Regions from separate parts of the Homo sapiens genome. Here region 2 is linked to region 1. The links are chromatin loops, found by intact Hi-C in ENCODE. Cell type or tissue: sigmoid colon. All regions are shown on one strand. Each heading gives the region's core, and the rest is flanking DNA. Links, peaks and the distances in the headings are about the cores only. Region 1 overlaps NHS (NHS actin remodeling regulator). Region 2 overlaps NHS (NHS actin remodeling regulator).

Region 1 (10,538 bases), core at 1,560-9,559:
GCTCAAGGATGTAATCCTTTGATGAACAAACTCATCATGGAGGTCACTGCTCACTCTAGGAGTTCCTACTGATATGTATCAGTCTGAGAGAGGGAAATCCTGAAGCTGAAATCTTACAGTGATCCTGGGGAGGATGATTCAGGTGATTTGTAGTCAAGAGACAAAGCTATGCAAGTAGAACAGTAACTTAAAGAAGATGGCAGCAGGGGGCCTTTAATTAAAGCCATCCTGATGCACCCACACCCATGGTATGTCTATGTCTATGAGTGTGCTCCACAGAGTGCATATCTTCTTGTCTGATTGTTAATCAGCCCCACATGTTTGTATTGTTATTGAATGATATGAGTCCTTAAGTTGATGCTTCCCTTTCCTGGATTAGAAGGAAGTAGAGCAGGCAAATTTTGTATAGGAGCCCAACTCTGAGTCTTTGGAGCCCTGTTGATTTATAGGCTATTTGATAGCATTGAAGCTCATTGGTTAACCAGTCCTTTCCCACTAGAAAGCCAAGTAAAGGAAGATGCTGGGTAGATGGGATGAAGGAATAAACTCAGGGCAGAAGAGACCACAGAAAACATGGGCTACAGCAAGTCAAGAACTCCTCATGGACACCATCTGGTCAGTGGTCCTAGTCACTGGCAATCCCAGGTGGACATTCACATAGGCTACTTCTGAGGTTCTCCCGGTACCTGACTCAGAGCTACTGACTCCCTTTCTATTCTAGTCACAAGCAATCCATTCGCTCATTCTGCTAGTGGAGATTTACAAGCTCAGTTCAGCAGCTGAATGTTGGCTAGAAGGCCACTTGGTGAAAAGAACTCAAGTTTGGAATAAGGAAACCGAAGTTCTAACTTTTACTGTTCTAGTGACAGCTCTGTGATCTTGCGGGAGTCATATTGTCTCTGTCCACTTCAGTTTATTCATCTGTTAAATGAGTTCAGTATTAAGTTGCCTTCTAGAATTCCTGTGAGCATCAAAGGGTATGAAAACACTTGAAGAAGAACAAAATTTTATGAGTGCACAAGGGAATATCGTAAGGCATCTACGGACTCCATCATAAGAGCTTCATGTCAATTTCTTCTTGCTGTCTTTCCATTTGGTGTTCATTGAAGAGAAGGGCCTGAGGGACTGAGTTTGTTTCTGTGCCTAGAATACCGCTAATGGTCATCTGTCAAATTGCAATAAGAGAGTTTAATTTTATGTTCAATCAGAGCAGGGTTCCTGTTGGTTTCTACCTCTTAGAGGTTGAGCTCCAAGCTTAAGCATGAGGAATATGTGCAGATTTCCTTCTTTACATGGGTTTAATATGGCTATCCCAGAGGGTGCCAGAGGGGAGAGAGGGTTATAGGTAATAGTGAAAAGTAAAGTGGAATTGCCCTTTAATTTCCCCTCTACTACTTTTGTCAGGGGCTGGCATCCCCAGCAACTGTGAGCTGGAATCCCAGGGCTTTGGAAGGATCAAATGTAGTTTCTCATACAAAAAAATACTAGAAATGTTGGTGTTGGAAGAAGAGTTTCACAAGACTAATAGCTACCCCTGGTTACCTCCCAATAGCTAAGACAGCTCCTCTTCCTCCTTCTCCTCCTCCTCATCATCATGGTCATTAACATCACCACCACCATTTACTATCACCAACATCATCACCATTATCATGATAACATATTCCATAGCTCATTCCTATGCCAGAGAACTGTGCCAGGTGTTATGTACATAGTCTCATTTAGCTCCAACAACCATACTCAATTGAACATAGGCAACTGAGGCTTAGAGAAGCCAAGTGGCTTGACTAAGGACACAGCTGGTCAAGTGGTAGAACTGGAAATTGAGCAGGTCTGCTTGAACCCAAAGCGCATGCCCTCAACTAGCATACTACATATAGTCTCTTTGGCACTTGATAAACCTGTGACGAACACACGAGCAAATGGATAAAAGAATAAATACCAGAGGATGGAAAAAAAGGACTAGGGTTCACGGTAGTGGATTTACTGGAGTGTCATTTGTTCTATCATTGTCTCCTCACTTTCCATCCCAAATATTATTAAACCCTGTTGTCCTGTTCTTGTAAATCTCAACTCAGAGTTGAGCTGCTTTTGCTTGATGTGGCAGTTGAACCCCTCCCTAAATGCCACCATGTTGCTACTACAGGGCTCTTGAACCATGGACTGCAAGGTGGTGTGTAATTTGTAGCTAAGGCAGGCAAAATGGAGTTCTTCACAAAATTTCCTGGAGATATTTGCAGGCAAGCAGCCCCTTCCTGAGAGGAAGGAATTTAGAATTTACAAAGGGGCTGTGAGGTGCATTTTATTACCTGTCACCTCAGCCTGCCAGATACCAGAAGAGACGCTGTGTCTTTTTGAAGCAGCCAAGCTCATTTGTAGAAAAACGAATATAATATGTTTTTTTGCCCATGAAGAACTCATGTATGGAGATCTATGCATACAGACATAAATGTGTATACCTCTACACATCTTGGTTTGTATAAAATCTAGGCTTCTGGCCCCTGGGAGATCTTATGCCAAATTATAAAATGAAGTCCATTTGTTCATCTAGAAGAGTCTGGGTTATTGGTTTATAAAAATTTGCCCATTGTGAGGCCTCCGAGCCAGTTTAGGTAAACAGAGATGGCAAATAATTATCTGCAGATCTGAGATTTCAAACAGGACAAGGGAGAGAGGAAAGAGAGTTGAGCTGCTATTTTTTAATCCAACCTTCCTCAAGTTCCATGTTGGGGATCAATAAACTATAAAAACAAGAAGAAAAAGCTGCAGAGAAGAGAACCAGTTGCAGCTGGCAGAAGAAACCTGCTATTGAAACTGGTAATGCCATTTTAATTAGGCTAAAACATGAATGAGCGCCGCGTTAAGACCTTCTCCTTGGTGCCCTGGGTCGCTGGGAGAGAGAATGCACTCCCTTTGTGTGCTTTGCCAAAGCCCACCAGCTGCTACCTTGCAGGAGAGTTACATCTGAGTCACTGGTTTCCAAAAGGGCGACAAGTAGGCTATGTGTGGCTGAATGAGAGGGGCCTGTCTTTTCTTGATCCTGCCAGCTTGGGCCTGGACTCAAGCCATCACAGCAATGGCTCTGATTTGTAAATGGGTTGGATGTTTCAAGAAGCTGCTACAAGAGCGGATTGGGAGAGGATGGGAAAACCAAATAGGGTGAAGAAAGAAAGCTGTAGGACTCGGCTGGGATTTTTGAGGCCCAGAAGGCTGTTTTGTTTATCTCAAACTCCATAAGCTGAGATGTATCTTGCCCTTGAGGGGGTCAGCTTTTAATGATAATGATGATGAAGATAGTGTTGATAATAATAATGCAAACAAAAATTAACAGTGAACATTTAACAACCCCTTTCTGTGTATCAAGTGCTGTTTTAAGTTTATTATGTCAATGAGCTCAGTCTTGATTCTAGCCTTGTGATGGCAGTTATCCTATTATTTCCATTTTAGAGATGAGGAAACAGAAGAACAGAGAGGTCGTCTTAGTCCATTTGTGTTTCTATAAAGGATAACCTGAGGGTGGGTAATTTATAAAGAGAAGAGGTTTATTTGACTCACAGTCCTGTAGGCTGTGCAGGAAGCATAGCACCAGCATTTGCTTCTGGTGAGCACCTCGGTAAGCTTCTACTCGTAGTGGAAGGTGAAGGGAGTCACCTGGCATCACATATCAAGAGAGGAAGAAAGAGAGGGGGTGGAGGGAGGGGCCAGGCTCTTTTTAGCCATCAGTTCCTATGGGAACTAATAGAGTAAGAACTCACTCCTGGGCACCAAAGCATGCATGAGGGATCCACTCTCACAACCCAAACATCTCCCACCGGGCCCCACCTCCAACATTGGAGATTAAATTTCAACATGAGCTTTGGAGGAAACAAATATCCAAACCATAGCAGAGGTTAAGTAACTTACCCCAAAATCCATAGCCAGCAGACCAGGATTTAGAGCTGGAGACTGCGATATTCAAGGCAGATCTCAGAAAAGGACCCAGTGGGCTTAAGATTTAAAGTATGGAGAGCATCATATACAGTGAAGCCTCAGACTCTCAGCTTTATGAGGGTAGAAACCATGTATATTATGTTCATTGTGGGATCCAGCACAGAATGTATTCCAGGCCTGACACAGTCCTTGTGCTCTTTCAGTGCTTGTTGACTCATTGATTTTTGATAAGGCAGAGAAATGCACAACCAAGACATGAAACTTTGGTACATAAATTTAATGAACAAATGCCTATATTTATATTTGTTCTTTTATTTAATAAATATTCTATTGAGCCTCTACTATGTGCCAGGTGTTAGAAGTAGAAAAATGAATACAATGTGGTTTTTTTGCCCATGAAGAACTCATGTATGGAGATATATGCATACAGCCCAACCTTTTCTCTCAATTTCTCTCACTTGCTGTCTGGGTCTCTCCTAAGGCTCATCATGTGTTACCTGGTGTTAAAGTTTTGTTTTTCATGTGTTTGTGTGTGCATGCATTCTTTTTCTTTGTTTGTTTGTTTGTTTGTTTCTTGACAGTGTCTTGCTCTGTGTCCCAGGCTGGAGTGCAGTGGCGAGATCTCGGCTCACTGCAGCCTCCGCCCCCTGGGGTTCAAGTGATTCTCATGCCTCAGCCTGCTGAGTAGCTGAGACCACAGGCGCACACTACCACACCTGGCTAATTTTTTTATTTTTAGTAGAGATGGGATTTCACCATGTTGGCTAGGCTGGTCTTGAACTCCTGACCTCAAGTCATCTACCTGCCTCGGCCTCCCAAAGTGCTGGGATTACAGGCGCGAGAGGGAGTCTCACTCTGTTGCCCAGTTTGGAGAGCAGTGGCTTGATATCGGCTCACTGCAACTTCTGCCTCCCGGGTTCAAGCAATTCTCCTGCCTCAGCTTCCCGAGTAGCTGGGATTACAGGTGCCTGCCACCATGCCCAGCTTATTTTTATATTTTTATTAGAGTTGGGGTTTCGCCATGTTAGCCAGGCTGGTCTCGAACTCCTGACCTCAGGTGATCTGCCTGCCCTGGCCTCCAAAAGTACTGGGATTACAGGCGTGAGCCACCGCACCTGGCCTGTGCATGCATTCTTTGGGTCCAGTAATTGATTATAGTTACTTCAGGCAAACTCCACCTATTATTCACCTTTGTAACCCCAGGAGCAGTGCTACTCTAAGTTTGGTCCATGGACCAGAAGCATTAGCATCACTTGGGAGCTTGTTAGAACTGCTGACTCTGGACTCTACCCCCAGACCTACTGCACTAGTAGCTCTGGGGGTGGGACCCAGGAATTTGTGTTTTAGCATTTCTCCGGGAGGTCCCCATGCATGCTCCAGTTTGAGAAGCACTGCTAAGGATAGGGAAGCCAGGTTCTGTCATGTGTGATTGCTCAATAAATAATTTTTGCTTGATTGCATACATAAATTACTGTATGAACAGGGAAAGTGGGTTGGTCTTACTAGGTCTGGGCATGACTCCAAGCATCCATTTTGCCAAGTCTGCGGAGACTGTGAGGAGGTGGAGTCGTATTTCCTTCCCTCTCAGAAAATTTGGATGGATGTGTTTAAATGGCTGGGAAGATAGACTCCATCAGCATCAATGTGGGAAATGGTGAGCAACTGAGCATGAAACCTGATGGGAACCAAGTGAATGGGCCAGTTCGTAATGAAGGCCAGAAGATAAAACAGGGTGGAGTGATGATTTCACAGAAGGGCTGAGAACTCTGTGCAGATGGTTTGGGGCAAGATGCTAAAGCCACAAGTTTACAAGAATTGTATGCTTGGGACTCTTTTCTGTTCCAGGGACTTATTACAAATTAAGCCCTCCCTATTCCTGCATATGTGGCAGAGCCTTGCTGTAAATCTATTTCAAACTGTTTTTTCTTTCTCATCTTATTCTCCTTTTCTCTTTCTTTAACTCTTCCTTCCCTCTCTATCTCCTTTTTCCTTTCTGACCAAGAGGCTATTGTTGTCCGTGTTTTGATCAGGGCTAAAGCTACCCTGTGGCATAACATTTGTTAAGGACAAGGATGTGTGGGTTTTTGTGAGTAATCAGCAGCTGCTTTTGGAGTCATGGTTTTAAGGAATCTCCCTTCCTCAATAGTGTGATCATTCCCTCCTCCCAACACCCCCTTCCAAAAGAGAAAACTTGCATAAGAGCAGTTGGCTCAATATAATAAAATATAGCTTGGCATCATGAGCTTTATAAACAAGAGGCATTTAATACACTGCATAGAGTTTTGGCAGTGGGAGGGACAGTAGCAGCCAAGGAGACACATATGGCTGGGTTTAGCAGCATCCTGGGCTCATAGGAAGAGGATCCCCAGCTTTAGATCCCTGTTGGGGGGAGGTTGGGTGAACAAGAGGTTAGAAAGATGAAGATGGTTCAGCATCCAGGGAACACTGTTATACCCACATTTTCCCAAGTACAATGTTTATTTATTTATTTTTCATAAACAATTACCTAGTGCCTGTTTTAGGTCAGGCACTGTTCTCTAAGCCTTTACATTTTTCAGAGCAGCTTTATTAAGATATAATTTACATGCCATAAAGCTCACCTATTTTATTTTATTTATTTATTTATTTTTAATTTATAAACAAAAGAGGTTTAATTGAATCACAGTTCCACACTGCTGAGGAGACCCCAGGAAACTTAAAATCATGGTGGAAGGTGAAGGGAAAGCAAAGCACATGTTACATTGCTGCAGGCAAGAGAGTGTACACAGGGGAAACCGCCACTTTTAAAATCATCAGATCTGGTGAAAGCTCACCTATTTTAAATGCACCATTCAATGATTTTTTTTTTTTAGTGAATTTACAGAGAAATGCTACCATCTTCACAATCTGATTCTGTCACCTCTTATGCCCATTTACAGTTAATTCCAAATCACACCCCCAGCCCCAGACAACCATTAATTTACTTGCTCTCCCTATTAATTTGTCTTTTCTGGACAGCTGATGTAAATTGAATCATATAATATGTGATCTTTTGTGACTGGCTTCTTTCACTGAGAGTAATGTTTCTGTTTGTTCCTTTTGATTGCCAAATGGCATTCTGTTATATAGATAGGGTGCTTTACATTTATAACCTCAATTCATTCTTATAAGAACCCCATGAGGTAGTTGCTTCTGTTATCAGCAATTACAGATGAGGAAACTGAGGCACAGTTAGGAAGTTGAGGGGTAACGATTCAAGCCCAGGGAGTCTGACCTCAGAATCTGTGCTCTTGGGCTCTCTTGCTATGTTGCCTCTCCATAGGTACAAAATATGTATTCACTTCTAACTTGGAGAGTTTCTTTGATATAATGACCACTGAATTTATTGAATACCTACTTTGTGCGTGGAACTTTGCTAGGTACTGTGATGGACTGAGACAGGTTTTGTACCTTCAAGGAATGTAGCATTTTATTTGGTAGAGAAGACTCAGATCCACGTGATCAAGTGGATTCTCTAGGGCCACACAGAATTCCATGTGATCCAAAGCCTAAATGCACACGCCAGGTATCGAAAGTCAACAAGACAATGATGGTAGTGAGAAGAGCCAAGGAAAGCTTTTCAGGGGAGGTAACATTGAGCTAGTTCCATCTCCTTGGCCTAATCAATCCCAAATTCCATGAATGGAAGCTTGGAATTATTTAGAGCCCACCATTTGTCATCATGTCCCTTCCAAACACAAAGTCCTTTTCTTGGTGTGTTCCAACTTTTAGATCCCATGTGTGTGACTATAATTACACCAAGAAGCTTTTCCTCTTAAGCTGTTTTTAATAGACATGTCTTAAAGAGGGGTTGTTCTCTTTAGAAAAACTAGTTGCTTCACAACATCCAGTTCTTGGGCTGGCCACAGAAGCCTGGCAGACAGGGAATCAGAAGTAAGAATGGTACATGGAACTACATGTTAGACTCTACAAGGCCTGTTACAGTTAGCTTGTGCTGTGTAATAAACCACCCCAACACTTAATGGCATAAAACAACAACCATTTATTTGGCTTACAATTCTGTGGGTCATCCGGGCAGTTTTTCTGCTCTGGACTGGTTCAGCAAACCTTTTGGGCTCACGTGCATCTGTGGCCAGTAGGGCTTGTGGCTGAGCCACAGATCTGGCTTTTGGCTGGCCATTGGTCAGGGTGACTTAATTCTCTTCCATGTGGTCTCTTATCCTTCAGCTGACTAGCTTCGGCTCATTCACAAGGTAGACAGACACAGGGTTCCTAAGAGCAACAACAGAGTCCCAGTTCCTAAGCCTCTTTTCAAGCCTCTGCTTGCATTATGTTTGCTAATGGCCCATTGTCCAAAGCAAGTCACATGGTCAGCTCAGATTCAATGAGTGAAGAAATAGATTCTACATCATGATGGGAGATCTGCAATGTTATATTGCAAGGATGTTAATGCAGAAAAAGGATGAATTTGTGGCCATTTAAATAATTATCCACCAAGTTAGAGAGTATAATAGCGACAAGGTCAGCCAACACATTTATTAAATGTTTACAGAGTGTAGGTACTATTTAAGTACTATATATATATTCATTTAAGCCATACAACAGCTCTGAGAGCTAGGTGTTATTTTTTCCCTTATTTTTCAGAGGAATGACTTGTAGCTCTGAGAAGTGAAGTAAAGTGAGAAGTTGGCTAAAAATCATACAACTAGTAAGAGGTGGCCCCAGGATTCTTTTCCAGGCAGTCTGGCTTCAGAGTCTGTGGGCTCTTAACCACTATAACATCCTGCCCATTATGAGCTTATTGAAATTGAGTTGATGTGCCACCAAACTATAGGGATAATGATTAGTACGTAGTAACATTAATTGAAGACCTAGGATGTGCCTGGCACTGTTCCAAGTACTTTACATACGTTATGGTATTTAAATATATGTAAAGTACATTGAAATGTACTTTATGAAAGTACAAGGCAATCTGATCCATCAAAGACTGCTTTTATCCCCATTTCACAGATGAGGAAACCAAAGCTCCAAGAAGTAAGTTATATGTTGAAGAGGTTGCACAGTTAGTATATGGGCAATTTAAGATTCAAATCCAGGTCTGAAGGGTCAACTGTCTTATCTAATTCACGGCATCGTTTCACTTATTTACACTTTATTTCACAGTCTCAATTTACAGACATGGGGGAGGGGGATCTGAAAACTCTCCAGAACACAGATGATAATAATAAGAAAGAAGAATAAGGGGCATAGAGCAGAGCATCTAGAGTCATTGTCACAAAGCCCATGTATTTGCTGGGGAAGTTTTTTGGTTGATATTGATATTTCTTGTCCATTGTGTATGTTGGAGCTGACTGTGCACTGCCCTCACTCCAAGGGGTACCAGTAGCATGAGCTGTGATGCAAATAGCACACTGGGTTGTGCAATGTGGCACCCATGCAATGCTCCCATGCTCACTCATCTGGGTCTCCACCTTGCATAAATTAGCAAAGCAATTAAAATGGACTTAAGTAAAAAATCTGACAACAGCTTATAAGCTCATTACCATAGGACAATGAAGGAAATTTCCGAAGAACTAGTTTACCAAAAAGCACAACAACTCAAAGTAAGAGAGTTTGGGCAGTTGATGTAGAGACAAATAGCCCATAAAAAGCACCATAGCTCCTGGGGATTTGCTGGGGGGGAGGGCAGGTCATTGTCTTGCTACTTGGTATAATGGTGGGGTTTTTTTTTTTCCCCCGGAGGAAGAAAGTTTAGATTAGGTTTATATGCTTTGGTGTTCAGAGGAAGGAATTAAATAATGTAATTTGGAAAGGTTGTCATAGATGATCATGATGATGATATTAGTATTTCTTGGGTAAAGCATATCATACCCTGAAAGGCCAGATAAATAGGATATTATTGAAACTGATATTCCAGGGTTGCTGTGGCCTCTTGTGATCCCTGACTTTTCAGATTTTTGCCTCTTGATTTTGTTGGGGCCAAGGGAAAGGTTCCCTTTTGCCATCTGGAGGTTCACTGAAAATCACTGGCGAGAGGCAGATTGATTAAACTGTTAAAAAGGCATGTAAATGTACTTAATATGTATACATGGGAGCCTTCAGGATGAAGACCTAAAGATCCAGGGGAAATTGTCCATTTTTATGCTTAGGCTTAACAAAGTATGGAGAGCTTTGGAGAAACAGGGATAAAAAGGGCCTGATCGAATGCTGATAGACTGAGTGGGGAAACCCAGCAAGGCCTGTCTGTCTAGATCCTTCTTGGCCTCTCTGAGCAGCATTCCTTTCTCCTGGGTGTGGGGCAGAACCCTCTGGAATGGGGGTCTTATAACCTGCAGTCAAACAAAGTAGGTCCAAGAATTTCTTTGTAGCCAATTTTTACACAGAAAAGCAGAGTGAAAATTAGAGTTGTATTTTTAGGTTTATGGCTGGCTTTGGGGAAAAGGTGTTTTGGTTTCTATGACCTGCCTTGGGGGAGAGGAATTCTAGTTTCCATGGGTAGCCTTGGAGAGAATGGGACTGAGAGATAGAGGCAGGAGAAGGTCAGAGAAAAACTTTTGCTTCTGAGGCTGCTGCTGAGGCCTTCATTTTGGGGTATTGTTTTTTGAGTCCCACCAGTTTCCTGTAGGGTTGAT
Region 2 (10,538 bases), core at 1,352-9,351, 55 kb before region 1:
CCTCCTGAGTAGCTGGGATTACAGGTGCACACCACCACGGCTGGCTAATTTTTGTATTTTTAGTAGAGACAGGGTTTCACCATGTTGGCCAGGCTAGTCTAGAACTCCTGACCTCAAGTGATCCACCCGCCGTGGCCTCCCAAAGTGCTGGAATTACAGGCGTGAGCCACCATGCCCGACCCCTACTTGAGTTTTCAAATTGTTTATATTTGAGACAGGTGATAGTTACTGCTTGTGGTAAGGGACACTGTACCCTAAGAACATTCCTGCTTTACTCCCAGTCACAGTCTTTCCATCAACAACTCTTCCTATGGAAAGGAACCTTCAGCTCTTGATTCTGTTAGGTGTCTCTGAGGGATAAATTTATCCTCATCATTTCCACAAACATTTATTGTTGAGTGACTCTTACGTATCATGCACCTCTCTAGATATTGAAGATACAAATAAGTCTAAGATAGACCCCTAACTTCAGGTAACTCACAGTCTGGCAGGGAAGGAAGAAAGATACGGATTGTTACAGTGAAATAAGATGGGGAAGATGGCTGGAAATTGAATTTTTTCAGTGGTCATTGTTTTCTTTGTAATAAGAAGGTGTGGTTGTATGATCACCCAAATGGATGTAGGAATGGCATTTGACAAAATTCAGATCTTTTCATGACAAAAACACTTAACAAACTAGGAGTAGAAGGGAATTTCCTCAATCTGATGAAGTACATCTATGAAAGACTTACAGCTGACATCATACTTAACAGTGAAAGATTGAATGCTTTCCCCCTAAGATTGGAAACAAGACAGGCTGTCCATTCTTGCCAATTATATTTAATATTATGCTGCAGATTCTAGCCAGAGCAATTGGAAGAAAAAGAAATAAAGGCATCCAATTGGAAAAGCAGAAGTAAAAGCATCTTTACTCACAGATGACATAATCTTGTATGTAGAAAATTCTAAGGAATCCACAAAAATTATTAGAACTAATAAATGAGTTTAGGAAGCTTTTAGGATACAAGATCAATACACAAAATTCAACTGTATTCTATACACTAGCAATGAACAATCAGAAAAAGAAATTAAGAAAACAATTCTAAGGCCAGGTGTGGTGGCTCATGCCTGTAATCCCAGCACTCTGGGAGGCTGAAGTGGGTGGATTACGAGGTCAGGATTTCGAGACCAGCCTGGCCAAGATGATGAAACCTCGTCTCTACTAAAAATACAAAAATTAGCTGGGTGCAGTGGCAGACGCCTGTAATCCCAGCTACTTGGGAAGCTGAGGCAGGAGAATCACTTGAACCCGGGAAGCAGAGGTTGCAGTGAGCCCAGATTGTGCCACTGCACTGTAGCTTGGGTGACAGAGCAAGACTCCATGTCAAAAAGAAAAAAAAAAAGAGAGAGAATGAGAAGAAAACAATTCTATTTACAATAGCATCAAAAATAATAAGATATTTAGGAATTAATTTAACAAAAAAAGTGCAAGACTCATGCACTGAAAAACATCAAAGTTCATTGAAGGAACATAAAGAAGATTAAATAAATAGAAAGACATCTTGCGTTCGCGGATCAGAAGATTCAACGTTTGCGAGATGGCTATACTCCCTAAATCAATATACAGATTCAATGCAATCCATATCAAAATCCCAGCTGACTTTTTTGCAGTAATTGACAAAGTGATCCTAAAATTAATGTGGAAAGGGAAGGAACCCAAAATAGCCAAAAAACAGTCTTGAAAAAGAAGGACAAAGTGGGAGAACTCACACTTCCCAGTTTTGAAACTTATTACAAAACTACAGTAATCAAGACAGTGTGGAGCTGGTGTAAGGATGCAGATATAGATCAATGGAACAGAGTCAAAACTCCAGAAATAAGTTTTTACATTTATGATCAGTTGATTATCGATAAGGGTGCCAAGACAATTCAATGGGGGGAAACAATAGTCTTTTCAACAAATGGTGCTGGGACAGCTGAATATCCACATGCAAAAGAATGAGGTTGGGCCCCCTCCTTATATCATCACAACATTTAACTCAAAAGCAGTCATAGCTTTAAACTTAAGAGTTAAAACTATAAAGCTCTTATAAGCAAAGTAAGTCTTTATGACCTTGGATAGGGCAATTAATTCTTAGATATGAATCTTACAGTACAAGTGACAAAAGAAAAAATAAATAGGACTTCATAGAAATAAAGAACTTTGTCCTTCAAAGGATGCCATAAACAAAGTGAAAAGTCAACCCACAAAATGGGAGAAAGTATTTGCAGGTCATTTACCTGAAAAGGCACTTTGTATTAGTTTCCTAGGGCTGCTGTGACTACTTACCACAAACTGGGGTGGCATAAGACAACAGAAGTTAATTTTCTCATTTCAGGAGGCTGGAAGTCCAAAATCATGGTGTTAACAAGGCCATGCTCTCTCTGAAGGTTTTATGAAAGAATCCTTCCTTGCCTGTCTCTTGTCTTCTGGTGGTTGCCAGAAATTCTTGGTGTTCCTTGGCTTTCAGACATATGATTACATTCTGTCTCCATCTTTGCATGGTGCTGTCTTCTCAGTGTGTCTTTACATGGCCTTATTATAAGGATAACAGTCATTGGAGCTAGGGCTCACCCTAATCCAGTGTGTCCTTATCTTAAATTGATTACATCTGCAAAGACCCTATTACCAAGTGAGGTCATATTCACAAGTACTGGGGATTGGACTTTAACATATCATTTCAAGGTGCACAATTCAACCCATAACAGGCTTGTATCCAGAATACATAAAGAAAGTATATAACTCAACAATAAAAAGACAACCTAATTTTTTAAGTGGGCAAAAGATTTGAATAGATATTACTCCAAAGAAGACATAAAAATGGCCATAAGCACATGAAAAGATGCTCAACATCACTAGTCACCAAGGCAATGCAAATCAAAACCACAACGAGATACCACATCATCATACCCATTGGGAAGGATAAAATAAAAAAGGCAGACAATAGTAAGTGTTGGTGAGAATCTGAAGAAATTGGAACCGTTATACATTGCTGGGGAACAGTTTGGCAGTTCCTCAAGATGTTAAATGTAGAGTTACCATATGACTCAACAAATTCACTCCTAAATATATATACAAGAGATCTGAAAACATATTCTCACACAAAAACATGTACATTGCTGATCATAGCAGCACTATTCATAGTAGGCAAAATGTTGAAATAGTACAGATGTCCATCAACCAATGAATGGATAAAGAAAATGTGGGATATCCATGCAATAAAACATTGTCAATAAAAAGGTGACTAAAGGCAATAAAGATTATTGATACATGCTACAACATGGATGACCTTTGAAAACATGCTAAGTGAAAGAACACATTTGCATGATCTTAATGATATGAAATATCCAGAACAGATAAATTTATAGACAGAGAGTAGATTAGTGGTTGTCTAGGGCTGGGAAGAAGGGAATGGGAAGTGACTGCTAATGAGTATGGAGTTTCTTTTAGGGGTGATGAAAATATTCTAAAATTAGATAGTGATAATGGTTGTGCAACTCCGTGAATATACCAAAAACCATCAAATTACACATTTTAAAGAGTGAATTTCATCTCAATAAAGCTGTTAAAAAATAAGATGATGTCCTTTACCAAGAGTAGAGGGTATTAGGGGGCTTGAGGAAAATGTTGAAGATTTGAAATTCCCATTCAAAAGAATAAGAGAGGGAGCTGTTTTAGTCATATTAGGCTAGCTACTGTAATAAACAGACTCCAACTTTCAGTGGCTGAACACAAGAAAACTTTATTTCTCTCATACAGTTGTCTGATCTTGGTCAGGTGACCATCCTCAATGGCTCTCCTCCAAATAGTGACTCAGGGACCCAGGTTCTTTCCATCTTTTGTCTCTGCTATCTTTTTGGTCCTTGGTCTTTTGGATCTTTAGGTCCTGGGCCTCCCCACCCATATGCTGGATGGGGAAAGAGAATGGAGGATTGAACCTGGGAGGGTTTTATGGAACAGGCCTGGAGGTAACTTTCTTTACTTCCACTCACATTCTTTTGGCCAGAACTCAGTCACATGGCCACACCTAACTGCAGGAGAGATTGGCACATACAGTCTACTTATGTGTCCAGGAGGAAAAGATAAACAGGTTTGCTGAACAGCTAGCCAGCTTCTGCTACAAGGGCTGACCAAGGACAAAGAACGATTGCAGGCTCCAAGCCCAGCTTGAGGTGGCATGTTTTCGTGGCTGAGAGCAGGGCTGGATCATTTTCTCCCACTGTTCTTGGTGGAACATTCATAGGTTGAAAGTACTACTATGGGGCACATTCCTGCTGGTAAATGTAGCCCAGTCTCCACCAGTAATATCTGGTGATGGAATAAACACTAGAGCAACCTTGAACACTTTGGCATCTCACCCACAGAATGAGAAATGTAGCCATGCTGTCCACACTGTCATTCAAAGGGGAGCAGGAGATGAATGTGGGAAATAAACTGCTATTTCTTTGCACTTGGACAAGGGTTGAATAAAAATAAGACTCTGTCCCCTTTTAAGGTTGTGCTTTAAATAGAAATCTGCCCCAGGCCCTTCTTGATCTTTTTTTTCCTGGCTCCCTCTCTCTTAGTGTCCTTCACTCCTGGCCACATCTGCTCCTTTGTGGCTGAGGGGCCTGAGTTCTCCTTGGGAACCAGATTGCCTGGTGGATCCCTCAGATTGAAGCCCCCTCCCCACTTACCTTTTCATAAGTTTCTAGTGCTACCCGGACAGGTGCAGCTATTTTAGTTATATTTCTATAGTGGTTGTGCCTGCCCTTCTAGACAGCTGCCACTTGTCTTTCTGACAGACTGTTTGCTTGTGTGTGGCTGCTAATGCTGTAGTAAAAATCACCTCGCTGTCCTGTCCTTGTTTTCAGAGGCACTTGTCTCTTGGTGTAATGCTGGATGTTTAATGGGCATTGTTTATAAGGAGTATAAGACGGAATAGTATAGCCTCTTGCTTTGTGTCGTAATTCCCTCTGGGCTTACTGAAAAGGATGCTGGGAGTTAGGCCAGGCTGGCAGGAAGAGGGATATAAATTAGAAAGGGAGGGAGCACCAGGGCCAGAGAGAAGTGATTCTGTTAAGAGTGGGCCCTCAGAAAAGGTGGCCAAAGGTCTAAATAACAATGACCAAAGTGTGCAGTAAGGAGGGTGGGATCCGGGTTGGTGTCAATGTCTAAGAGTCTGAAGCACTATATTGGTTTCTGGAAGAGATTTTCAACTGGTGAGTATGTTTGCCTTGCCTTATTCTCCCCTAATCCATTCTCTACACTCCTGCAGAGTGAAATCTTGCAAGGTACAATTCCTAGTTCACATTCTTCCATGGCTTCTTATAATAATATCTAAATGAACTGGTTTTCAAGACCATATGAGCCTGGTCCCAGCCTCTCTCCAGCCTAATCTCTCCTTCTGCCTCCCTAGATTCATTGCCATGGCCCCAGTTCTAAGATTCTTCTGTTTCCTTCTTATACGCCAAGCTCTCTAGCACCTCATACAGCTCCCTCTGGTCCCAACTTTGATACCACTTTTTTCCTGGTAGCTTTCCTGACTAACCCTCCCCATTGAGTTAGTTGCCCGTAACACTCTGTCTCTCTCTCTCTCTCTCTCTCTCTCTCCGTGGCAATTATCTCACTCTATTGCAATTACCTGCTCATTTTTGTGCTCTTCCACTAAACTGGAAACTTCATAGGATCAGGGACCATGACTTAGTCCACTTTGTACTCCCAATTCTATAGTCAGAATAGGCTAATTTCTGTAATAAAGAACCCCAAAAGTCTCAGTATCTGAAGACAACAGAAGTTTTATGTCTTACCCACATGGAATTCAATGTGGGTGTTCAGTAGATAACCTTCTACACTGTTATTCGGCAATTAGGCCCCTTTCATTTTGTAGTTTTCTTATCTCCTAGGGCTGTCCTCTCTTTCCAAGCCTGCATCTGACAGACAGATGGAAGAAGAGGGAATGGAGAATTGTATAGGAAGGTTTTTAATGGGCTCTGCCTGGAAGTTGGGTACTAAACCCCCACTCATATTCCATTGGCTGGAACTCAGCCATATGACTGCATATACCTGCAGGAGCTGCTGGAAAATGTCATCTAGCCATGAGCAGGCTTGGTGAGCAAGTAGTGGGTCTCTGCATGCCACCAGTTAGTGCCTGCCTGGAATGTGGTAGGAGCTGAGTGAATATTTGTTGAATGAGTGAACTTTGGATTCTAGGTTTCATCTTGATTCTTAGGTGATTCAGTTTAATCATCAGGAGGGACATGTGATGACTAATCACAGTGGATTTCAGGGCTCTGGGCACCTTGGAAGGGTTACGGATAATGATAGAGAGAAGAGTAGTGCTGCCTAAGAGTCCAGCTCCCAGTGAGGTGCTTTCCTTCAAATCCAACAGGGAAAGAGATTTTTAAAAATTAATCTTGAATTTTCATTTTTTGGAGAGGACAAAGGAGGAGGTAACAGAGAAGAGGAGTGAGGACTGCTTCCTGGATTTTGTAGACTGTGACAGTGTCAGCTTTTTCCACACGTGCCTCGTAGGTTGATGGAAGCAGTGTGTGACATGCTGGTGCATGCACCCAGCTGCCTGTCCCTCCCCTGCCTGAGAGAGAACAGGTGTGTAATAGCACACGTGACGTGTCCACTCTCTGTTTCACAGTTAGAGCATCCCTGAGGCCATGCTTCCTCAACTGAAACATCCACTCAGGCTTCACCCACAATCCAGTTCCCTATGGGTGGAAGAGAACTCATTCCCCAGGTGGGTAGGCAGAAGCAAGAGAACCACGTTGTGAGAGCTAGCATGGACCAACAATTTAGTTTGAAAATTTGCCTCCAAAGACAACTTCTGGATGAGCTGGGATATAATAACTTCTTATCGTGGGTGGCTCTTCAGAATTTTCTAAAGCACTTTCCCACACCTTATCTCATTTCATCCTTGTAACAACATGGTGAGGTAAGAAAGCCAAGAGTTATTATGTCAGTCTTACAGATGATAAAACCGAGGCTCAAAGTAGCTCAGACGACTTTCCCAAGACCACGTGGCTGCTTTTCCTCTCCTGCCATTTCCACCCCAAACCCCCTTGTCCACATTGGTAAAGTAGTTTCTAGAAGATGTCCTCTTAGTTTGCAGTCAGGGAGACTGGAAAATATGTCTCATGACTGACCTTATCCCTCAACACTGGCCATTTATTTTCCTGTCTAAACAAGCGGGTCTGCAAGAAGCTACCACAAAATCCTCCCCTATGTTTACATCTCTGTGAGCTGTGGATCCATGCCTTCCAGTGTCCCCTTCGATTGTTGGTGGAGAAAACCAAGACAGCTAAAATGTTTCCCAGGTTGCAGCACCACACATCTCAGCTAGTTACAGCAGTGTCTAGGTGGAGTTGTGCCATGGGACTCTTTTTCATTAAAACAAAACAAAACAAAACAAAACACCACGGAGCTAGGATGTTTTAATAAATGTCTGTGTGTGCGCTTGCTAGGACACACTACTGTTGCACTCTCAGGAATCATTAACGCTGTCTCCCAACCTTACTCAGACAGAAAGCTGACGTTACCTTGCCATCCTACCTAATTAAAGATGAAGGCTATAGTTTCCCCAGTCTATTATAGTCTAGTTTCTGTATTTTGCCATTGCAGAGGAAGAGGGAGAAGCTAAAGGTTGACTGTGATGTGGGAGGATGCAGCCAGGGGCAAAGAGGGTGAGGATGAGTTGCTTACCTCACAGAACCTAACACCAAATTTTTAGCATCAAAATCCTAACAGCAGAAAGAAAGTTTCCCTGTGGAAGAAGGACTGGGCCATGTCAATTCCCAAACCTTCCATCCTTCCTTCCTCCCAACGGCTCAGGTATACCTGAGAAACCTACATCTGCTGGCATCATCTCCCATGCATTGTTTTTGCAGAAGCAGAGCATGACCGACATCTAATAATATCTATGTTGGTATCTGTCTCAGCAAATCCTTTCTGTATTAAAAGATTAATGTAGTAAATCCAGAGTTACAGGGAGATTGTGGTGTTTCCTCTTCTGGTGTCAGAGTGTTGTTTTTTTAATACTATATTTTGTTTTCCTTTTTCACCCTCCCTTCTCATCCCTATAAACCATATTTTGAAGCCCTTCTCCAATTGCTTGATTTTCCTAATAGTAATAAAAAGCCTAGACAGTTTGGATGGCATCTGTACCACCTCTTTTAGGGATTATAACCCAATTTTTCTCCAACAGTGAACTTATGGGTCTTTTATGATCTGGCTTTAGGTCTCTTGAATGAGGCTGACATGAGGATGTAAGGCTTGAATCATAAGATTTTAGGAAAGGCTCTGAAAAGCAAGCTCTTTCTGAGGAGTGTTGATTTTTTTTGGGGGAAGATTATTTTGCCAGTGTTCAGGTAAGAATTCACATTTGCTTCTGTTACTAGTCATGATAGCTGAATGGTGTGCTTCATTCAGATACTGTGTAGTGATCACTTACTTTGAATTGCATATTAAGACATGTGACCATATAACCTTTTATTTGAACCAAGCAATTTACATGGTGGAGCTGAAGATTGGTTGTTACTGGTTCATTTTTAGTGAGCACTGACTGTTTCTAAGACTCTATCTTGGTCAGACTCTCTCTTGAGGTCTCCCAGGGTAAGTCAGCCAGACTGAGAGTGACCCAAGAAGATGGGGCAACATTCTGAAGAAAATAGAAAATAGTGCTGTCATGTGGTGAAGAGGCCAGGGAGCATTTGTTTCCCCATGCCCCTACCCACCCCGTTATTTATTGATTCTGCTCATAACGTAACAGTATATGTATTTTTGTTGTTGTTGTTGTTGTTGGAGACAGGGTCTCACTGTCACCCAGGCTGGAGTACAGTGATGTGATCTCCTCTCACTGCAACCTCCACCTCCTGGACTCAGTCCTCCTACCTCAGCCTCTCTAGTAGCTGGGAATACAGGCATGTGCCACCATACCTGGCTAATTTTTGTATTTTTTGTAGAGATGGGGTTTTGCCATGTTGCCCAGGCTGGACTTGAACTCCTGGGCTCAAGCGACTCTCCCACCTCGGCCTCCCAAAGTTCTGGGGTTACAGGCATGAGCCACTGTACCTGCCTGAACAGTATATGCACCTCTATAAAGAATGATCAGATGATCAATATTAATGTATTGCTTGATTCAACTCCCAGCGTGATGTTTAATAGCACATGGTGGGTGCTCAGTAGATGTTTGTGGTATTGAAGCAATGTGTTTATTCTATGTGTTTTCCACTAGATTATGAGTTCTTTGGAGTCAGGGCCCATGTGTCCTTTGTCTTTGTGTCCCCAGCCCCATCCCCAGTGCCCAGTACATAAGGAGTATTTGTTGAGCTCCCACAAAACAACATCCGTCTGTCAAGGATTGTTCAAATCCCTCCTTCCAACTTGTTCTCCCTTCTCCCTTAGGATAAGCTCTTTTCTTTTATTCTAGTGCCTCAGCCCTGAGAGAATTTTTTTTCCAAGTAATTACCAACTCATGTCATCGGATGCCCATTTGACTAGTCCCAGTATGTATTAGTCTACTAGGGCTGCCATAGAAAGTACCATAGATTAGACTATTTAAACAACAGAAATTAATTCCTCATGGTTCTGGAGGCTGAGAAGTCCAAGATCAAGGTGACTGCCAATTCAGTTTCTGGTGAGGGCCCTTTTCTTGTCTTGTAGATAACTGCGTTCTTGCTGTATCCTCACATGTTAGACAGAGAGAGGGAGAAACCGACGGAGAGAGGAGAGAGAGAGAGAGAGAGAGAGAGCAAGGGAGCATACAGGCTCCCTGGTGTCTCTTCTGATAAAGATGCTAATTCACCTGGATCAGAGCTCCACCCTCATGAACTTGTTTAACCTTAATCACTTCCTTAGAGCCCCCGTCTCCAAATACAGCCCCACTGGGGGTTAGGGCTTCAGCATATGAAATTTGGGTACAAACAATCAGTTCATAACACAAGGTACTTGTTGCCCACTGTAACATCTGCTGTTTCCCGAACAAGACAAAGGTGATGATAATTAAACATGGTACTAGACTATTCATGTTAAAAAGCATAGTACTGTGTGTGAAGCATCTTAAATGAGTCAGGCAGGAGCACTTAATGAAAATCTATGGTCAATTGAACATAGGTTTACTGTGCCCTTGTCTTTTCCTTCCATTATGTTTTTTTTTTTTTTTTAAATTACTATTCCATGGGGATTCTCCTAAGCTTGTCAATTACAGACAGGTGCTCTTGTTTTGGAGCCAGAGCAGCAGTTGTAAAAAGGTGAAACTGGAAGGTCAGGATAAGCTGGGTTATGCCATGACAATAAACATCTCCCAAATCTCAATGGCTCATATAACAAATGTTTCTTTCTCCCCTACGCTACATGTCTAAGGGGTGTCACCAGGGGTGCTCTGTTAGTTGTAATTGTTCTTGGATCTGGACTGATGGAGGCTTCATTCTGACACGTGTCACAAAGGAGAATATAGTAAATTGTATACTGGCTCCAAAGTTTTCACCTAGAAGTGCCACATACCACTTTTGCTCATCCTTCATTGGCTAAA

What was found. A loop is a pair of places that touch in the nucleus more often than their neighbours do. Peaks named below come from ENCODE experiments on the same cell type or tissue, not always from the same donor. Only the 100,000 strongest peaks of a DNase experiment are listed, where the experiment ranks them.
Region 2: a loop joins it to region 1, with 2.2 times the contacts of the local background. A loop is called at or near these places in 3 of 110 quality-filtered maps.

The regions. Positions count from the first base shown.
Region 1 is chrX:17,453,745-17,464,282 of GRCh38, forward strand. The region is part of intron 1 of NHS (NHS actin remodeling regulator); the gene reads left to right. Among named protein-coding and RNA genes, the nearest start is that of MIR4768, 33 kb to the left of the region's middle. In sigmoid colon, for the core only: no CTCF peak of the experiment used is centred there; a DNase peak (open chromatin) is centred at 5,457; H3K27ac peaks cover 281 bases.
Region 2 is chrX:17,399,221-17,409,758 of GRCh38, forward strand. The region is part of intron 1 of NHS (NHS actin remodeling regulator); the gene reads left to right. Among named protein-coding and RNA genes, the nearest start is that of MIR4768, 21 kb to the right of the region's middle. RefSeq lists an enhancer at 10,408-10,538. In sigmoid colon, for the core only: no CTCF peak of the experiment used is centred there; no DNase peak of the experiment used is centred there.